2 separate regions of the Mus musculus genome follow, and region 1 is linked to region 2. Evidence: chromatin loops called from intact Hi-C (ENCODE). Cell type or tissue: left cerebral cortex. All regions are shown on one strand. Each heading gives the region's core, and the rest is flanking DNA. Links, peaks and the distances in the headings are about the cores only. Region 1 has its middle 140 kb from the start of 4930526H09Rik. Region 2 has its middle 130 kb from the start of 3110015C05Rik.

What was found. Peaks named below come from ENCODE experiments on the same cell type or tissue, not always from the same donor. Only the 100,000 strongest peaks of a DNase experiment are listed, where the experiment ranks them.
Region 1: it touches region 2 in a loop (8-fold over the local background); 3 of 42 quality-filtered maps call a loop at or near these places.

What each region holds. Positions count from the first base shown.
Region 1 is chr13:111,043,117-111,046,039 of GRCm38, forward strand. No RefSeq gene overlaps it. Among named protein-coding and RNA genes, the nearest start is that of 4930526H09Rik, 140 kb to the left of the region's middle. In left cerebral cortex, for the core only: no CTCF peak of the experiment used is centred there; a DNase peak (open chromatin) is centred at 1,543; H3K27ac peaks cover 2,068 bases.
Region 2 is chr13:111,096,545-111,099,467 of GRCm38, forward strand. No RefSeq gene overlaps it. Among named protein-coding and RNA genes, the nearest start is that of 3110015C05Rik, 130 kb to the right of the region's middle. In left cerebral cortex, for the core only: no CTCF peak of the experiment used is centred there; DNase peaks (open chromatin) are centred at 352, 1,005, 1,602 and 2,466; H3K27ac peaks cover 2,500 bases.

The DNA.
Region 1 (2,923 bases), core at 241-2,740, 53 kb before region 2:
CTGGAAATATTTTAGCATAATTGGAATCCTGGACAAATTTTATGGTATTTCCTGTACCTTTTCAGAATTCATGAGAATTTCAGAACTATGAGAATTCATAGTTCACAATGCAGAATACAGTTGGGTGCTTCCTGGACTCTGAGCATATTATTGTAGAGAAATCAAATAAATAAAAAAATATTTTCCTGAAAAGTTTTTTCCTTATAAAATTTCAGAGGAATTAGCCTCATGAAAAGCAGAAGTCATTCTCTCCTGCTAAACTCACAACTGGAGTTTCCAGAGCTGAACTGACGTCTGTAATAAAGATTAGTGTTTATTTCGTAGGTGACATGTTTATACTTTGATCGTTAAAAACATGTCTACATTAAACAGCCAGGACCTGATTGGGCTTCCTATTAAAATGGAGGCAATAACCTTAGCTTCCTTAAATCACCTCTCCCCATGCTCACACCACTGCTGAGGCGCAGATACTCTCACTTTGCTCTTCTAACTTTTGATTTCCATGACCAGGGTCAGCAGTTATGTGAGCCATTGGGCTCTGGGGCTGATGCTACTGTTTAAAACTCAGCCCCATTGGCATGACTCAATTCAAGGTTGTAGTGGGGACAAGCACTTCTCCCTTCTAGATTCAATGATGACTCTATGACCTTATGACCTGGATCCTCAGGAGATCAAGCCTTGGCCACACTGAAGAAAGGTCTGTTTTGTGGCATGTGGTTTCCTTCCTGGGTTTGGGTTTTAGGTTACAGTCTCAAATTTCAATGTGAGATGTCACTCCTGCACCTTGGGGAGGATGTGGTGTGTGGTGCATGTAAAAGGAAGAGATAAAACTCTTCTAACCAAAACGGTGTCACCAATAACATAGGATTAATTACAAAAGGGGTACAGTGAGAAATGGACAAGGTATTCGGCTAATGAAACTCAGCGTGTTATTTTATTCATAAATAGCACACAATGGGTAGAACTTAGCATGCTATTTTATTAGTAAATAATACACAAAGAGTAAAATTTACCTGCAGGATTTGGAAGAGTTGCCAAGATGGTATTAATGTAATGATCCCCCCCCCTCACACACACACACACACACACCCTTCCATTCCAAGCAGCAATCTATTATTTCAAAATCTTTACTTTGGCTTCTGTGTTCTATTCAAACACACTCTATTTTTCTCATGGCTGGACTCTATCCTCTTCCAAACAAGTCCACTCAATTAGGAGTTGATTTTTAACTGGGTAGGAAGTTTTTAAGAGATAAAGGGTCTAGGACTAACAAAGGACCAGCCTTGGATGATAGAAGCGTGCTCTGCAGACCTGAGCCATTTGGCACGTAGCCTCTCCACTTCGTTTTCTCCCTCTTTCTCACTGCACAGCACACCAGCTCTCAGGCTGAACCGTTCCCAGGATGTTATCTTGCTTCCCCAGCACTGTGACTCCAGGTCTAATTTATGCTTCTCTGGGTAACCGTGTGCGGAGGCTTGTCATCAGCCTTGCTCTCCAAGCAAAGCCAACTGCCGTCTGCTAGGCACTTGGTGAGCACATTATGTACACATAATAAGATGTTGTTCCCTCCACACAGATGCATGAGGCTAAAAAAAAAATAGCATTATCATAACATCTTCCAGCTTAGCTATTTTGAGGCTGCTGCACCCCCATATTACAAAGCCTCGCTATTTATACGATCATGCATATGGAAGACCCACCCCTCCAGGGAGATGTCAGTCCAGTGTGCTCAGAGACAAAAATTATAGGCCCCCAAACTTAAACATAAACTCATCCTGGCTGCTTATCTTGGTTGAATGCCAGCCAAGTTTATTAATAATTTTTAAGTAAGAAAGAAACAAAGCGATTTTAATTTGATAGAAGATAAGGAAGCAACATGAACAAGAGCTATAGCCAAACTCAGCCCAAAAGGTGAACCTCCTGGGCCATAGGAAATGGGGAAGAGAGCCAAAGAGCTGCCTGTGCTGGCCCTGGCTGGGCTATGACTTACAAGTGACGATGGCTGGGTTCCTTTTCTAGGACTCATAGTTCACCGAGATATCAAGTGAAAGTGTATCTTTTTTATTGGATATTTTCTTTATTTACATTTTAAATATTACCCCCTCTCCCAGTTCCCCCCTCCTGGAAACCCTCTATCCAATCGTCCCTCCCCCTGCTTCTATAAGGGTGTTCCTCCACCCACCCACCCACTGTCAACTCCTTGTCCTCGATTCTCCTACAGCGGGGCATCTATAGAGCCTTCATAGGACCAAGGGCATCTCCTCCCATTGATACCTGACAAGGCCATCCTCTGCTACATGTGCTGCTGACGCCTTGAGTCCCTCCTTGTGTACTCTTTGGTTGGTGGTTTAGTCCCTGGGAGTTCTGGGGTTAGGGGAGTGGGGACTTCTGTTTGGTTGAGATTGCTGTTCTTCCTATGGGGTTGCAAACCCTTCAGCTCCTTCAGTCCTTTCTCTAACTCCTCCATTGGGGACCCCATGCTCAGTCCAATGGTTGGCTGTGAGCATCTGCCTCTGTATTTGTAAGGCTCTGGCAGGGCCTCTCAGGAGACAGCTATTTCAGGCTCCTTTCAGCATGCACTTCTTGGCATCCACAATAGTGTCCCACCTGGAGATCTATCCCATATACAGTTACCAAACCCAGACCCTATTGTGGATGCCAAAAAGTGAAGGCGCACCTTTACTGGCATGAAACCTTCTGAGTGGTCTTAACATAGTCTGCAGGAAAGCAATAGGGACACAAACCACATTGGCCTGACTTTTCAGATTCCATGAAGAATTTCTTCTCCAGAAGAATCGGACCCATTGTGAGGAAGCCTATTTTTATTAGCCCATCACAGCAGAAAGGTAAGTGATTTCATGCCTGTCTTCCAAGAAACTGCAAGACACTCATGCATGCTATTAGCTCAACTAGCAAAGACAGA
Region 2 (2,923 bases), core at 95-2,594:
ATGTACAAACCAAGATGAGGGAGAGATGCAAAATGGTATCACCGGGATATGGCATGGCTGTTGTACCCATGAATATACTCCAGCTACGGTTATCTGCACAAGACCAGCACAAAACTGGGTCCCTGGACCCATGGATTGGGGAGGCGTCCACAGGGGACTATTGGCAATTAAGGATAGTTAACAGAAGAGATATCATTTTTGTCAGTGGTGTACTCACAGATAAATTGACCTTGCTAACCTGATAACATAATACCACCAACTCTTGTGCAGGAAACCCTTCTCAGCGGGCCACACAGGTCAGGAAAATAGACGAGGACCTGTTGAGAAGAGATCCTGTAGGAGATGGCGGGGGATGCGGGAGAAGGAGGGTAAAATCACTGGAGTTCATTATAGACATGCATAAAACTGTCAAACAAACATTCCGTTTTTAACTTGAGTGATTTCTGGATTGTTACATACTTCCTTAGAGGCAGAAAAAATAAGTGTCCCAGCATGTACTATGACAGTACCCAGACAGGCCCATGTCTCCCTTGAAGTCATAGACGTTTCATTCCAAATTTATTTTTACATATGTCAATTCTTATATCTTCTTTCTGTTATTCACATAGCACAGAAGCCTAGGGGACAATGAATTATTATTAGTTTGCTTAATTACAAGGTTAAAAGTAGAAGCTATTTTCAGCTCCCCTCATAGGTAAAACTTACCTATCCCTTCATATAATTTTTTTTTAAATCTTATTCAAGTGAAATTTTTATTGAAGGCTTGGAGTCCAGAGATACATTTCTAATTGTAATGTGTTTTAATCCCTAGGGTCTCCTATTAAAATGACAGGCTTTGACCTTGAATGCCTTTTGCTTTAGGATTCAATACTGCCCTGAACAAAACCCCACTCATACATTCTGAAAGGAATCATTTGTTCCAATCCCTATGGCACAGTAAAGAACAATGCCAGACAATGTGGCTTGCCCACATGATGAGGCTGCCCCTAAAATAGGAATCCCAGAATATCTGCTCATGAGACTGGCAGCTGGAAGCATCTCGGGCGCCTGGAGCTGTTAGAAATTCAGAAAAAAAAAATCTTTGCTTGCCTCTCCTCCCTAATTCTAAAAGTCTCAACAGCTACTTTGAGAGGTCATACTACTAGCTCAAGTATAACTCGTATACTGACAAGCTCGTGTAACTGTCTTTACTATCATTACATGCCAACGGTATAATTTTCAGAAGAAAGTTTAGGGGTTTGTGCTGCTCTCTCTGTCTCCTAGGCAATGCTGGTTCAAACCCCAACCTCTGATACATAGGCTTCTAATAGCATGTAGAAAAGAGTGACTTGGAAAATCACTTGAACATCTAGGATCTACAAGGAGATCACCACTTGCCACTTTCAGATTCAGATGAGACACAGAAGCTGACACTGGCCACCTGAAACCACAGCTCAAGTCTATCTCTCCTGAGCCCAGATGAACTTTCCATAGCTCACCCAAAGGAACCTCCAGCTCCCCAAGTAGCAAAAGCTGAAAAGTACAATCTGAATAGCCACAGTGAACGATGAAAGATCTGAGCTAGCTGTTCATGTGGTTTGTTTTGTCCTCTGTCTCTTCTCCTTGCACATCGAAAGTTGCTGATGAGATTCCCTAAATGTATCACTTGGTGAGTCTGTCAGCATCCAGCTTAAATGGAAGCACTGAGCCTCAGTCGCTGACTGTCCCACATTCCGACAAGTCTCTTCCACCAAAGACCCCTATCATGCTTGACAATAAACAACTATTCAACAGATGATGTGGTCCGGCTATCAGGCTCTAGAGTCTACTCCATGTTCCCACTGGACCCTGCCATAATTCCCACAATACCTATTTCACCACTGACAACTCTAATACAAGGTTCCCTCTGCATAGTGTCGAACAGGTAGGACTGACTGTCGCTACTACCTTACATCACTGACAGGGCTCCATCTTTGTGACTCCTGCTCAACCCTGGAAACCTCTACATCAAATCAGGTCACGTCCGAGCCCTTAGTATTCAATATGTTACCTCCCAAGCCCAAGGACGTCAAATAGATGCTTGGGATGCCCAAGATGATTTGTGCCTCTTTAGCGATGCAACACATGGTTGTTTGTCTTTGGTTTTGAAAAGTTTTTTTTTTTTCCCAGATAACATGCATGGCAAACTAAAGTACCACAAAAGAAGGGAGATAATACATTCTGGCCTTTAAAAAGCCTAGGAAGGCACACTTACAATAAATCATTCATTTATAGAAAAGCTCAGTCCTTGAAGATTTCTAAGTCTTATTGTTAAACACTTCTAAAGCCCATTAAAGGAAAGTGGCACACTAACCCCTCCCTATGCCATCCCATTCTCTCTCTACGTAATTGCTCAGTTGTTCACAAAGGCTGGGCAGGAACAAGGTGGTCTGTCATGCGAGCAGCCCACCACCCTATAGCACCAGATGCTTAAAGTACCAAATTTAAATCTTCACATACTTCTCACAGATAAGTACATCTGCCCCTGTACCACCATTCCCATGAAATAACCATACTTCATGAAATGGAACAGGGCTTGATATTTTGAGTTTCTGAAGAAGAAAAAAAAAAGAAGAAGAAGAAGTCTTAAGCAACTAGTAATCTAAGCACTTCCTAAGAATTTGACAATTTATTTCTGTACTGTAATTTGACCAGGTATGTTTTCATAGGACCCCACAGCTAAAGAAGACAAGAGATACCCAGTCATCTGTGATTAAAGGCCTGAGTTTCCTGCACCTTCCCTGTGTACATGTTTATATAAGAATGCATGCCCCAGTCTCACAGCTGAAGCCAGAAATAGCCTTTGCATTTCCACCTCTCCATGGTTGCCAGGCTGCAGGGCAATCCACCCACTTGTGCGTCATGCAGGCCGTAGTTCCTTAGGCATCGCTAACCAAGTTAGCGT